2 separate regions of the Homo sapiens genome follow, and region 2 is linked to region 1. A link is an interaction called in ENCODE POLR2A ChIA-PET data of the cell type or tissue named here. Cell type or tissue: MCF 10A. All regions are shown on one strand.

Region 1 (8,000 bases):
TGTGAAATTGAAGATTTTTTGGTCTTATGACAACACAGTTGCCATTGTTGGATAAACGAAATGTTCACAGACTCAATTTCATCTTTTAGAAATTCTTAATCAGTGGCCAGGTGCGGTGGCTCACGCCTGTAATCCCAGCACTTTGGGAGGCAGAGGAGGGCAGATGACGAGGTCAGGAGATTGAGATCATCCTGGCTAACACGGTGAAACCCCGTCTCTACTAAAAATACAAAAACTAGCTGGGCGTGGTGGCGGGCACCTGTAGTCCCAGCTACTCGGGAGGCTGAGGCAGGAGAATGGCATCAACCCGGGAGGCGGAGCTTGCAGTGAGCCGAGATCATGCCACTGCACTCCAGCCTGGGCGACAGAGCAAGACTCCACCTCTAAAAAAAAAAAAGATTCTTAATCAGTTGAGATGCAGCAGTACATGGAAACATAGTCCCATTTACATACTTTGCTAAGAGTTCCAACTAGTATAAACGAAAAGGTGAGTAACACCCTTAAATTAGAGACAGAAATCTTTCCAGTGATTTTTGGTTTAAAAATAAAGCCAAACTGCTAATGCTGTTATTCTCATTTCCTCCCCTGTCTATAATTCACAGCTGCAGCCTTATCTCCCAGTAGCTTACTTCCTGTTCTCTAAATCCTTCCAGCCTATTTGGCAATGTTAGGACACACCAGAATGTTGAGGAATTACCAGCTGGGGGCCAGCTGGGTTCTCAGTTGCCCGAATTTTGTGCTATGGGGCCATGGATCTGCGCAGTTATCCAGGTATAGAGCTTCCCTTCCCTTTTCAAGGAGAATGTGACTCTCGTTGACTCTCAGCACCAAAGAACTTCTGTCTTGGGGTATTAGCTAAAGTGTATGTTCTTTGACTAAGAAGTCAGAGGAAAGGGTTAGTTTTGACCTAGGCCTTTGATGGTTCAAAAAGATACCAACCTATTACCCTCTCCAATATAAGACATGTTCTCTCATTTTAGAGTGTTACTATTATCAGTGAAGTTATTAAAGGCAGGAAAATCTACACAAAAAAACATAGGGCAGAACTGCAGAAAGCCTACATTTGGGCCATAATCTAAGGCCCTAAGTCAGTCACATCACTTCTTACACCTAGAACTACTTTTAGGGAAGGCAAAACAAGCATCACTTTGCCCATCCCAAGGACGTTCATCTTCTGAGTCAGGAGCCCTCCAAAGGGTGTTGATAGATTTACACAAGAAGCCATCTCAGGGAACAACCAATGTCATCACTATTCAGAAGGATTTCTCTCAACCTAAAACAAATGTAATTTGAATGAACACTAAATACACACAGCTCAAGGAAGAAATCCCTGTGATTATCACCACTCTGTTCTTCTTATTCTGCAATTTATTAAGTGAACCAGCAACAACTACAATTGTGCAAGAAAAACAAAGTGATTGCCAATTTAATTGTAGACACATGTGGTCATTTTAACGAACCAAAAGCACCCTGAAAAGGAGGCTGGAAGAAATTCAACTAGAACAATGGTTCTGCAGACTGCTGCCCCCAGAGATGTCACCGGGAGGTCAGTGGTGAGGAAGGCGGGCTCTGGAGTCTGGCTGCCTGGCTCTGACTCCGGGCCTCGTCATTCACTCACCAGCTGCACAGCTGTGGCCACCAGGACCCTCTTGCTGCCCCTTTCCTCGTCTGCTTGACGCAAGCCATGGTAGCACACCCCTCACGGAGTTGTGAGGAGTATCTTAAGAAAGGACCTCAGACCGGGGCCAGGCACACCGCAAACATTCAGCAAATGAGAGCTCTGTGTTATTAATTCACAAACTCAAAACTCCAGAAGATAAAGACTGCTTCAGCACAGTATTTACATATACAGTTTCCTCTTTAATAAAAGATAAATGTTTTGAAAGGTAATCTCCCTTTCCAGACCTGTCTCCCACCACTTGCACCCCTTACCCAACTCTGTAACTTAAAAAGCAACATCACCACATGCTTCGTGCCACCCTTGGCCAGGAACACCCTTCTGCCCCTTGCCGCCTGGTGAGTAAAGCCTTCCCTGAAGTTCCAAGCACTCCCGCTTGCTCTGCGTGCAGCACCTTCTGCACAGTCCCGGCCCATACGGTACACTGCGCTCCGTCACACAAATGTTCCACACCAGACTGAGAACTTTGTAGCTTTTGTTCTATTAAACTATTCTTGAAAGATGATTAACCGTTATCTGTTCCCTCTCTCTCTCTCAAGAGTAAGATGTTAAAACTGATTCAAATGATAAGGGGTTGGATAACAGCTTTATTGGGACAAAATTCACATATGTAATTCACCCATTGTCAGTGTACAATGCAATGGTTATTAGTATATTCACAGAGTTGTACAACCTTTACAATATGTTTTAGAACATCTACCTCAACCCTCAAAGCCCTGTACTTTTTAGCTACCACCAACCAACCCCACAATATTTCCCTCCAGCCCTAAGCAACCAATTCTCTGTTGTTACAGATTTGCCTACTCTGGACATTTCATATAAAAGGAATCATACGATATGTTCTCTTTTGTGACCGGCTTCCTTCTCTTAGCATGTTTTCAGGGTTTATCCATGTTGTACCATGTATCAGTGTTTACCTTTTAAATATAGCCCAGTAACATTCCATTGTATTGAGAGACCACATTTTGTTGATCTGTTCATCAACTTTTAGCTATTATGAATACTGCTATGAACTTTTGTGTGCAAGTTTTTTTTTTGTATAAACATGTTTCATTTTTCTTGGGTCTATACCTAGGAGTGGAGTTGCTGGGTCAAATGATAATTCTATGTTCAACTTTTTGAGGAACTACAGGACTGGTTTCCAAAATGATGCACCAACTTACATCCCCACTAGCAATGGCTGAGGTTCCCAGTTTCTCCAAATTCTAATACTTGCTATTGCCTGTCTTCTAAAAAATGACAGCCACCCTGGTGAGTGTGCAGCAGTTTGATTTGTGTTTCCCTGATGGTTAATGATGCGGAGCATCTTCTCATGTGCTTGGTGGCCATTTGTGTGTTTTTTGAGAAATGTCTATTCAGATTCTTTGCCCATTTTTAGTTGGGTAGTCTTTACTATTACTGAGTTTCTCTTAAGCCCTCTGAAACACTAACTACATGTGAAGAAAACTTTAGATTTTACTTTCAGATAGCCAAATTTATTTCTGTCATTTGAATGTTCACAAATCCAGTTCTCATTCAAACACAATTCAGTTAATCTCAGTTGGTTGGCAAGAATCTGTGAATGAAATGGCCTAGAGATAATACAGGAACTCAGAAAACAGATCTGTGGTCAAAGCCCTGGAATCTGGGGACCGCCGTGCCTCTAACCAGTTCTGAACCTGCATGTGCTGGGGGGTGACCTTCTAGTCCCAGCTTCCTTAGGACATGTACCAGGAAACACAGTTACACATTCCTTCCTGTATTTTCCAAACTTTTTTGTCAGAAAATAATATATCTTCTTATTGGATAGAGTTTATATTATTAGCCAGGCCTGAATTAGGAAAAAGTGAACTCCACACCAAATCTGATATGAATGCGAAACTACCATTCCATGCTTCTCATCTATTAAGTGGCAGCAAGATTCTTCCATTAAAGCAAGATAAAACAATGCTGAAGAGCTACATTATAATTACGGTCTGGAGGAAACCCAACAGTTAATACTTTCATCTTTTGACCATATTCAGGCATTCATCTGCCTCAAAATCCTGTGGAATAGTACCCCCTATGACTCTAACTTCTATTCTTTTCCACTCATCATAGCTGCAAACTCCTGAGTAAAAATTCTACTGGAAAGTATGTTCAATCACATGCACTATTCATTGAGGTTGCAAATCACTTTGAAAACTTGTGAAATTCACATTTTTCCTCATCACTTCTTTTCACTCACTCTCAACTAAATACCCTTGGTGTATCTAGTAGTTATTAGTATTAATAGTTAATTTAGAGCTAAAACAGACATCTGTTTAGCTCTAAACATAAATGTTTAGTGCTCTGGCTCACAGATGAGGAAAGGTAGGCTAATGAGGTGAATAAGCTTTCCTAAGGTCACAAAGCAAGTTCAAGGTTAGGTCAGGGTCCAAGAGGCTCTGTCTTCTCTCTCTTGTTCAGAGCACCTGTTAACCAAGCTGTCACCTGTGGCCGTCAATCACTCAGCCAATGAGTATTCAGGAAGCACCAAACAGGTGCATTCAGGGAGGACACAAAGAGGGGAGAGACGCCTGCCCAAGGAGCACCTGGTGGAACACTCAGAGGAGCCACTTCATTCTTTGCTTTTTAAGCATGTGTTCTTGCTGTCATACTTCTACAATGCAAAAATGTCCTAGAAAACAACTGTATCAATTAGTTCTGGTTCTGAGGAAAGAAAATAAAATCACACTAAAGAGAAATAAACTAAGACGTTCCTGGTGGTGTGTGTTGGGAGACGCCGAGGCAAGGCTTGTACGTCTGACATAATGTAAAAGATTCTTGGAACATGTCCGGGATCCAGGGTCTAAAACTCCTTGTGGCCTTTGGAACGCCAAGCTCTGTGCTAAAGGGTGGAAGGCTACCCTGACGCACCATAATCTCAGCCCAGGGCATAAAAACCCCTTGTGGCTTGGATAGAATCCAGGGCTCGTGGCTCTGGAATGTGTCTAGACTTGCTGGCTCCTTGCTCCTTGCTCCTTGCTCTCCCAGGATCGATTGTATCTTGAGTTAAAAGAACCTGCTCTCCATTATCTCAAGTAGCAGAGCATATGCTAAACCGTCACAGCTGTAAATCATGTGCTTAATGCAACGGTGCCCTTTTGACCCCCACATTCTCAACACCTGTTTGATCACCAATAAATAGTCTGGGCTCCCAGAGCTCGGGGCCTTCGCAGCCTCTACACACTAGCGATGGCCCCCTGGACCCACTTTCTCTCTCAAACTGTCTTTTCTAATTCCTTTGACTCCGCTGGACTTCGTCACCCCCACGACCTGGTGTTGGGTCTGATCACCCCAACAGGTGTGTTATAAATGATTTTTAAACTTTTCCTTATTTTCTGATTTTCCCACAATGACCATATTTTACTTCCATCTTCTCATACGTCTGAAAAAACTATCTTGTTAGACAGTGAATTTAAACAATGTATTTCAGCAACAATAAGTTTAAGTCATTTTTACATACATTATTTTACATAGCTTATTTTAGCTCCACAAACATCTTAGAAGGAGGTACTGCCATGACTATTACCTTGTTTCAGGTAAGTGAAGCTGAAAGAAGGTTAAACTCTCTCCATAGACTTTTTTTTTAACTTAAAAATCTTAGGCAATATTTATGACATATATAACAGTTTAAAGAAAAATTTACTATGAAATGTTCTCATTCGGCTTAAAATATCACCAGTACTATCCAGAGCCCTCTGTATTCCTCTCAGACCTCAATCTTTTCTTGTCTGAGGAAAAAAATGACCTTATGGATATTTCATGTTTTTAATTCACAGGCATTTTTTTTTTTTTTTTTTTTGAGACAGAGTCTCCTCTGTCGCTCAGGCTGGAGTGCAGTGGTGCAATCTCGGCTTGCTGCAACCTCCACCTCCTGGATTCAAGCAATTCTCCTGCCTCAGCCTCCTGAGTAGCTGGGATTACAGGCGTGCACCACCACGCCTGGCTAATTTTTGAATTTTTAGTAGAGACGGGGTTTCACCATGTTGGTCAGGCTGGTCTCAAACTCGTGACCTTGTGATCCACCCGCCTTGGCCTCCCAAAGTGCTGGGATTACAGGCCTGAGCCACCGCACCTGGCCAATTCACAGGCATTTTTATACCTTAATTATACATGTACATATCCTCAATACATTATTCTTAAGGGTTTTATTTTATATGTTACAGAAAAAATGTAACATACACCAAAGAGATCCCTGGCCTAACATCTTCCAAGCATCTCCATGGAACACTTCAAACCTAAGAAGCAGGTATGGTTAGAAACTATCACTCAATACTTATGAAAGGGCTATGGAACTTTCTACCATCTTTCTGCAGAAGTCAGGATCTTTTAACACCACAGGAGATGCTGCTAGGAAGAAAAATCTAAATGAAAGCTGATCTGTATTGCAGTAGACATTCTGGTCTTCAAGGACATCCAATATCCTAAAAGTACAATGAACTCACCATAAGAAAGGTTCCAGCAAACTGAAGAGAGCCGGAGCATGAGTGGAGACTGACATTTCCACATCAGACATTAGGAGAGTGTGGTGGGTAAGAGCTTTTGATTCTCCCAACTACCATATGATGCAAATGTTGCCATTCTTATCTTCCAAAATAGGAAACTGAGACTTAGGGAGGTTAGGTGTTTTGTCCAACATCCCATAGCCACATGGTAGTGGCACCAACCACTCAAACCTAGATGCAGTTCCTAAGTTTACATGTAAAGACGCCACACACGCACACAAGTGAATTCTAATGAGAAGAGTTGTTGTTGTTTTAGCTAGAAACCTGAACTAGCTGACTGACTACAAGATATCTAGGTGACTAAGGCAAAAGGAACATACCTGAGCAATGAGACGCCCAAATTAAAATACTAGTTAAGCAGGGCTAATTAGAAATGTCCCAGGGTTTCCATAGCGTAGTAATTATCAAGTTTGCCTAACACGCGAAATGTCCCCGGTTCAAAACCGGGCGGAAACAGCTCCTTCTACTTTTTGGGAGGCCGAGGCGGGCGGATCACCTGAGGTCAGGAGTTCAAGACCAGCCTGACCAACATGGAGAAACCCCGTCTCTACTAAAAATACAAAAATTAGCCGGGCATAGGGGCGCATGCCTGTAATCCCAGCTACTCGGGACGCTAAGGCAGGAGAATCGCTTGAACCCGAGAGGCGGAGGTTGTGGTGAGCCAAGATCACGCCATTGCACTCCAGCCTGGGCAACAAGAGCGAAACTCCGTCTCAAAAAGAAAAAGTGTCCCTGGAGACACTCACTGTAGAAAAAGGGCCACCACAAGGAACTTATCCTGGTAGGACAGACTGCAGCTTGGGAAGGGGAACAGTAGAATGGAAGACCAAGTAGGGAATGAGCTAGGGTCCTCACCTGCTTTCAAGCAGAGCTCGGGAGCTCAGTGGATGAGGTGGGCTGCAGAAAGCTGGTCTAGCTCAAGTAGTGCACAGCAAACCACTGGGAAGATTTTTAATGACTTAAATTTCCAGTTAACCATCAGCGTTCCGGCAATTGATGGATATTCATTCCCACAAGTTTTCCAGTATCACTTTTACTGTTCATGTCAGCCACTTGAGAACAAGACTATAAATATATAAACTTGTTTTAAGTAAACACAAAACAAATCATTGAGATGTTTATTGTGTGCTGTTATCGGTTGTTATTCTCCCAACATAAGTTGTCAAAAAAAAAAAAAAAAAAACTCCCAAAGCCAGCATTCTGGCACAGAGATAATTTGCTTTCTAATAACTCCAATAGTCATCATTTATTTTTGGATATAGCTACAAAAATAACCTGAAGACCTTTTACAAAATCAACTGCCATTTCAAAATGTACACTGTATACTTTCTAAACTTAAGGCTTGAAAGCTAACAGCTTAGTTCAGACCTTTAATATGGCATTATCTTCCAAATAAACATGTCTTTAAAAAACTGATCTACAACAAAATGTACAATGTTTTTGAGTTATCAAAGATATTCCAACAATAATGTCTAAAATGCTGGCATCTTACCCCCTTTAATTGGGAAGTGAGAAAGTCCAGTTAATTTTGAGTATGATTCTCTATTCAGAACACCAGTCTTCATTTGTTTTCTCAGACAGTCTGCACTTCCCTCAATTCATACAAATAATTTTGTAACAGTAATGACAGTCAACACTATCTCCCAATTGAATTAAAAGAAAAACCAATCTGTGACTCCATCCACATCCTCTCTAAACTCTAATTCAGATAACAGCTGAGCATTAACCTTGTGCCAGGCACTGGAGATACTGAAAGTTGCAGTCCAGTGTTGCCACACTGGGAATATGACAAAGCTGAAGGGTAACTGAGGGGT
Region 2 (8,000 bases), 110 kb after region 1:
GAAGGCAAATGGTTGCAAAATAATGTGAATGTACTTTAATATCACTGAACTGTACACTTTAAAAATGGTAAAAATGGGCTGGGCACAGTGGCTCACACCCATAATCCCAACACATTGGGAGGCTGAGGCAGGAGGATGGCTTGAACCTAGGAGTTTCAGACCAGCATGGACAATATAGCAAGACCCCGTCGTTACAAAAAATAAAAAAATCAGCCAGACATGGAGATGCACACCTGTAGTCCCAGCTACTTGGAAGGCTGAGGTGGGAGGATTGCTTGAGCCCGGGAACTCAAGGCTACAGCGGGCCATGATCACACCACTGTACTTCAGCCTGGGTGACAGAGTGAGACCCCATCTCAAAAAAAAAAATAAGGTAAAATTGGTAAATTTAATGGTATATATATTTCCCCTCAATTTAAAAAATGAGATAAGTTGGTTAAAAAGCAACTATTCATATAAAGTCTTTCAATAACAGATTGAAAGTAAATATTACTCTGCTTGTCATTATGATGTTTTTTACCCTGAGCACTGTTAACACAGGCCCAAGGGCAATCCTGGGTGTTTTCATTAAGAATAAATAATGCTGACCTCCACAGATATTATTAGAAACAAACCTGTTTCTAATAATTACAGCTTATTTTCAGAACATTCCTGTATATCAGTACAAAACCCATACCTGCTTTTAGGATATTAGAATCTCAAACCAAAGAATACATGTGTCTAATTGAATTAATGACCTGCTAGGGTTCTAGATGCCAGTAATGAAACACATAAGATGCTTCCCACTCTAGCTTCCATACGATCCAGTTCTAATGGCAAAGAAGGAGCCCCAGAACTTGCTTGGAAAGTTCAACCTAGGGACAGGATGGTGTATCAGGTATGTTAGATACCCATAGATTAATCAACCAATAAATCTTCATTAAACAGCTATTAATATTATTAATATTATACACAAGGCCCCTGTGCTGTGTTCTCTCCCTCTCTTGTCCCCAATTAGATATTCTACTTTCTAACTTATTTTCACTACAATTTGTTTTGTGTTATCTGATTCCTATTTTCCACCAACACAGATAAAATTTACCATCGGGAGTGGAGAGGTAAAAAAGCATTTTTGGTTTGTTTTGTTTTCTAAACCGTTTGAATTAACGTTAGAGACTGGAGATAAATTAGGGAAGATATTTTCCACTTACACAATTTTAACAGAAACATATTCATTACAAGTTGTAAGAATGCAACCACTCTGGAAAATAGTTTGGTATTACTAGTATTACTGAAGACGTGAATACCCTGCAAATAGCATTCCCACTCCTGAGTGTGTGCACCACAACACATTGTCTGTGAGTGCTCAAGGGGAGGTAGATATAAGGTATTCACATACAAAGTATTCACAGCAGCAGGGTTTACATCAGCTCCAAACTGAAAACAACAGAGACCCTTACCAGTAGTTCTGCTTTTGCCCTTTGCCTTGTGATCTTTGTTGGACCCTTATCAGTAGTTCTGCTTTTGCCCTTTGTCGTGTTCCCTGAGAAGCATGTGATCTTTATTAGACCCTTATTAGTAGTTACGCTTTTTACCCTTTGAAGCATGTGATCTTTGTACCTACTCCCTGTTCTTACAACCCCTCCCCTTTTGAAATCCTTAATAAAAACTTGCTGGTTTGAGGCTCAGGCGGGCATCACGGTCCTACCGACATGTGATGTCATGCCCAGAGGCCCAGCTGTAAAATTCCTCTCTTTATACTGCTGCCTTTATTTCTCAGCCGGCCAACACTTACGGAAAATAGAACCTACATTGAAATTCCTGTTTCCACTCTGGCTGGTGAGTCAATTGCTCAATTACTTTTACTACCTAATATTGTTTTAAACAAAGGAGATAAGACACGGGGTCCTAGGATGGGCTCTGACAGTGAAAAAGCCACTTATTGGATTAATGTAATTTCTGAACAACAGCCCACCTGCACCATACACATTCAAGGAAAAAAGTTTAAGGGCCTACTAGATACTGGGTCTGATGTTTCTATTATTTCCTCTAATTTATGGCCTTCCTCCTGGCGTAAACATCCCACTAACATATAACTAGCAGGGATTGGAAAAGCTGATGAAGTTCACCAGAGCACATTTATCTTGCCTTGCACTGGCCCTGAGGGTCAAAAGGGTAAAATTCAGCCTTATATCATGCCAATCTCCACTAATATTTGGGGTAGAGATTTGCTGACACAGTGGGGGGCTGAAATTAATATTCCACATAACTCTTACAGTGCTCCCAGTCAAAATATAATGGAAAACATGGGGTTTGTTCCCGGACTCGGTCTCGGTCCAAGACATGAAGGAATTACTAAACCTCTTCAAGTTACTGTAGAAGAGGGCTGGTTTAGGTCATCCTTTTCAATGACAGCCACTGCTATGCCTCCCTACAATGAAAATCTGAAACACCTGTTTGGATTGAGCAGCGGCCGCTCTCTCAAGAAAAACTGGAGGCTTTAACTCAATTGGTTGCTAAACAGTTACAACTTGGAAATGTGGAACCTTCTCTCTCCCCCTGGAAGTCTCCTGTGTTTCTAGTAAAAAAGAAATCAGGCAAGTGGAGGATGGTAACTGATTTAAGGGCCATTAATGCTGTAATTAAACCTATGGGAGCTGTCCAACCCAGGATGCCTGCCCCTGCTTTAATACCTAAGAATTGGCCTCTCATAGTTACTGATCTTAAAGACTATTTCTTTCATATTGCTTTACATAAATCGAATTGTGAAAAATTTGCTTTTACTGTACCATCTATCAATAATCAGGAGCCTGCAGCTCGTTATCAATGGAAAGTACTTCCTCAGGGAGTGCTGAATAGCCCTACCATCTGCCAGCTTTATGTTGGACAGGTGCTTTCACTACTTTGAGCTCAATTTCCCCAGGCCTATATTCTTCATTATATTGATGATATATTAATCGCTGCCCCCACTGATAAAGAATTGACTGTTAACAATTTTTGAGCCATTGTGTTAAAGAGGCTGGATTACACATCGCTCAGGATAAAATTCAACAGACCACTCCTGTTCAATATTTAGGAATGGTGTTCAATAAAGAATATATTCAACCTCAAAAGGTTCAGATTAGGAGAGATTCTTTGAAAACCTTAAATGATTCCAAAAACTTTTAGATAACATTAATTAAGACCTACTTTAGGCATTTCAACATACGCGCCATCTAACTTGTTTTCTATGCTGTGTGGAGATTCCAATCTCTGCAGTCCCAGGACTTTCACCCCTGAGGCTTCACTAGAACTGGAATTCATGGAGTAAAGAATCCAAACTGCCCAGTTGTCTAGGGTACAGCCGTCTCAGCCTTTTCAGCTTCTGGTTTTCGCTTCATTGCACTCCCCTACTGGGCTAATAGTTCAACATAATGACTTAGTGGAGTGGTGTTTTCTTCCTCATTCTGTGTCAAAAACTTTGTCTGTTTATCTGGACCAAATGGCCACCCTAATTGGACAAGCTCGGTGTAGAATACTTAAATTTTCCAGATTTGATCCGAATTTAATTGTGGTTCCTTTAAATCAACTCGAAGTTCAGGCCACTTTTCAACATTCCATACTGTGGCAAATTCACTTGGCTGATTTTATCAGTGTTGTTGACAATCATTATCCAAAAAAAAAAAAACTGTTTGATTTTATAAAAATGACTTCTTGGGTGGTCACTTGATTGACCAAAGATCAGCCCATTCCTGAGGCCATTACAGTGTTCACTGATGGCTCCAGTAACAGAAATGCTGGTTATGTGGGTCCTACAGACAAGCTTATTTCTAACCCTTATACCTCTGCTCAAAAGGTAGAGTTAATTGCTGTAATTATTGCCTTACAGGATTTCCCCAAACCTTTAAATATTGTCTCTGATTCTGCTTATGTTGTACATGCCACTAAAAATATAGAAACCGCTACTATCAAACATATTGGTAATTCTGAATTGGCTTCTTTATTTTCAAGGTTACAACAGGCGGTTCGCCAACGTAGACACCCTTTCTATATTACACATATTAGATCTCATACCACTCTACTGGGACCCATGTCTGCTGGTAACGATAAGGTCGACTGGTCTCTATTGCAATCCGAGAAGCTCAGGAGTTCCATAATCTCACTCATGTCAATGCTGCTGGATTAAAAGATAAATTTGCTCTCACCTGGAAGGAGGCTAAGCTTATTGTCCACCACTGCCCTCAGTGCCAAGTTTTTGTACTTCCAAATCAGGAACCTGGCATTAATCCCAGAGACCTAACTCCTAATGATTTATGGCAAATGGATGTGACTCATGTTAGCTCCTTTGGCAGAATTTCACATGTACATGTTTCTGTAGACACCTTTTCAGGTTTTATTTGGGCTACTTGCCAAACGGGAAGGCACAGCCAATATTAAAAGACATCTGTATTCTTGCTTTGCAGTTATGGGGCTTCCATATCAAATAAAGACAGACAATGCCCCTGGATATGTTAGTAAGGCTTTTGATTTATTTATGCAACAATGGGGAATTTCCCGTATTACCAGAGTAACTTACAATCCTCAGGGACAAGCTGTGGCGGAACAGGCCAATTGCACTTTAAAAACTCAATTGTCCAAACAGTCTGAGCAACAAAAGCATAATTTAACCACTCCCCACTCCCAGTTACATTTAGCATTGTTTACTTTAAACTTTCTAAATGTTCCTAAAGACATACTCTGACTGCAGCTGAACAGGCAAAAAATTCTCCCTAAATGAAGGCAAGCCAGTGTTAGGGAAAAACTCCCAGACCAATACCTGGGAAGCTGGAACAATTACAACGTGGGGAAGAGGGTATGCTTGTGTTTCACCAGGAGATCATCAATCCCCTGTCTGGGTGCCCACTAGGAGACTTAAACTTCGTGTGAATACTGACAATAAAAACCATAGGGAAGAGACGTCTGCGTCAGAGACCACCTTCATACCTGGTGAGATCTGTGCCGACTCCTCAGAAACTGGCACGCCAAATTAAAATGGGTGTGGTTCAATCCTCCCTAATGGCAACAGAGACCCCTCTAACTAATCCCACTTCTCCTAATTCCCTTTTTCTCCTTAAGAACCTAAAAATCTCACCATTTCTATTAGCCTGAAAATAACATCCCCCTGTTCTTCTCTTCCTCCTTTAGCACTGGATCTCGCTTATAATAGGTTTTATTTAATAATTCTCCCCCTTACACTTTGTCTTACCAGTTTCCCCTCAAACTGATTTACCTGCTACACAAAATTATTCTTATTAGGCTTATGTGCTTTTTCCCCCACTTATTCAATCTCTCACCTGGATGGATGCTCCTGTGGAAATCTATGCTAACGATATCGTGTGTGGCTGCCTGGAGCTACAGATGAACATTGCCCTGCTCAACCAGGAAAAGAAAGCACTGCATTTAATGTTACTATGGGTTATAAATGCCCTCCTCTGGGCTTTGGACATGCACCTGGTTGTATCCATCTAGAAACTCAAGTCTGGGCTGCTTACCTTCTGGAGAGATCAGCCACAAGGGAATGGGGACATTTGGTCTCCGGCCTCTCCCTTTCTCCTTTAAGACAAATGAAAGGGGGAGTAATAGGAGATACCCCATACCTTCAATATAAACCTGTAGGAAAACCATGTCCTAAAAATTTTGAGGGCCCATCTAAAACTTTAATTTGGGAAGATTGTGTTAATTCACATGCAGTAGTATTAAAAAAAATGACTCATATGGTTTAGTAATAGACTGGGCACCAAAGGGCTATTTAAAAAACGATTGCTCCTCTGGCAGAAGGGAATGCCTGGAGGCTACTTATTTTATATTTCTTATTGGGATGACGAGGATCATCATCCTACTTGGCATAGGAGGTTCAGCTCGTCCTTTTCCTTAAAACAGGAAGATAAGGGCATTACCCCCCACCCCGACCGAGGCCTAGTATGGATACTCCCCATTCCGAGCCCAGAACACCCAGAACTTTGGAAATTGGCTATTGCCATGTCCAGACTGCAAGTATGGGAAGGGGAAACGTTTCTGTCTGTTGTCCCCACTACCGCCCCTTGCATCCGTGATTCTGAACTCCATGATAAATCCCCTTTGAACCTTTTCCCTCTTTTTGATGCTGATCCTCCTTTATGGGACTCCAATTGGCATTATGATAATTCTTCTTGACCCAGGTATGCTCCTCTACCTGTTCGGCATCCCCGGGCACCTAGGATTGCTTCTTTGTGGCGCAGAACATTGGGCATTGCCACTGCCGCTCCTCTCCCTCAGTATCAACGTAGACTCAAACATTCTGCTTTGTTTACCGCCAACCTGACTACTCCTATACAGAGTTGTGTTAAGCCTCCTTACATGCTGTTAGTGGAAAATATCAAAATTTGGACGAACAATCAAACTGTCCAATGCATTAATTGTCATTTATACACTTGTGTTAACTCCCGTTTTGACTCCAGGAAAAGTATAATGTTGGTTCGAGATCAAGAAGGAATCTGGATACCATGTGCCAGACCAGTCAAAGAATCCTGTGTCAAAACTGGGAGAACGAACAAGCCTTCATCGCCATGGCACATTTATATAAAAAGAAAGGGAGAGATGTTGCGGGAAGTCAGGGACCCCAAACGGAGGGACCGGCTGGAGCTGCGGCAGAGGAACATAAATTGTGAAGATTTCATTTTAATATGGACATTTATCAGTTCCCAAATAATACTTTTATAATTTTTTATGCCTGTCTTTAATCTCTTAATCCTGTTATCTTTGTAAGCTGAGGATGTACGTCACCTCAGGACCACTGTGATAATTGTGTTAACTGTACAAATTGATTGTAAAACATGTGTGTTTGAACAATATGAAATCAGTGCACCTTGAAAAAGAACAGAATAACAGCGATTTTTAGGGAACAAGGGAAGACAACCATAAGGTCTGACTGCCTGCGGGGTCAGGCAGAATACAGCCATATTTTTCTTCTTGCAGAGAGCCTATAAATGGATGTGCAAATAGGAGAGGTATCGCTAAATTATTTTCCTAGCAAGGAATATTACATATTAAGACCCTAGGAAAAGAATTGCATTCCTAGGGGGAGGTCTATAAACGGCCGCTCTGGGAATGTCTGTCTTATGCGGTTGAGATAAGGACTGAGATACGCCCTGGTCTCCTACAGTACCCTCAGGCTTACTAGAGTGGGAAAAAACTCCGCCCTGGTAAATTTGTGGTCAGACCAGTTCTCTGCTCTCAAACCCTGTTTTCTGTTGTTTAAGATGTTTATCAAGATAATACGTGCACCGCTAAACATAGAACCTTATCAGTAGTTCTGCTTTTGCCCTTTGCCTTGTGATCTTTGTTGGACCCTTATCTGTTGTGGGAAGTCAGGCACCCCGAACAGAGGGACCAGCTGGAGCCGTGGCAGAGGAACATAAATTATGAAGATTTCGTGGACATATATCAGTTCCTAAAATTAATACTTTTATAATTTCTTAAGCCTGTCTTTACTGCAATCTCTGAACATAAACTGTGAAGATTTCATGGACATTTATCACTTCCCTAATAATACTCTCATAATTTCTTATGCCTGTCTTACTTTAATCTTTTAATCCCGTTATCTTCGTAAGCTGAGGATGTACATCACCTCGGGACCCTGTGATGATTGCGTTAACTGTACAAACTGATTGTAAAACATGTGTGTTTGAACAATATGAAATCAGTGCACCTTAAAAAAGAACAGAATAACAGCGATTTTAGGGAACAATGCAAGACAACCATAAGGTCTGACTGCCTGCGGGGTCAGGCAGAATACAGCCATATTTTTCTTCTTGCAGAGAGCCTATAAATGGACGTGCCAAGTAGGAGAGATACCACTAAATTCTTTTCCTAGCAAGTAATATTAAATATTAAGACCCTAGGAAAAGAAATGCATTCCTAGGGGGAGGTCTATAAACGGCCGCTCTGGGAGTGTCTGTCCTATGCGGTTGAGAAAAGGACTGAGATACACTCTGGTCTCCTGCAGTACCCTCAGGCTTACTAGG

What was found. ChIA-PET counts read pairs that join two places held together with the same protein. Peaks named below come from ENCODE experiments on the same cell type or tissue, not always from the same donor. Only the 100,000 strongest peaks of a DNase experiment are listed, where the experiment ranks them.
Region 2: POLR2A ChIA-PET joins it to region 1 with 10 read pairs; 2 of 35 experiments call an interaction of 5 or more read pairs at or near these places.

The regions. Positions count from the first base shown.
Region 1 is chr6:158,402,258-158,410,257 of GRCh38, reverse strand. The region is part of intron 1 of TULP4 (TUB like protein 4); the gene reads right to left. Among named protein-coding and RNA genes, the nearest start is that of SNORA116, 83 kb to the right of the region's middle. In MCF 10A, no CTCF peak of the experiment used is centred here; a DNase peak (open chromatin) is centred at 4,547.
Region 2 is chr6:158,297,043-158,305,042 of GRCh38, reverse strand. LOC124901447 (a long non-coding RNA gene) reads left to right here and starts at 1,671. Exons shown (of 2, transcript XR_007059835.1): 1 at 1,671-1,818; 2 at 4,865-8,000. It also overlaps a transcript of TULP4 not described here. In MCF 10A, no CTCF peak of the experiment used is centred here; a DNase peak (open chromatin) is centred at 4,302.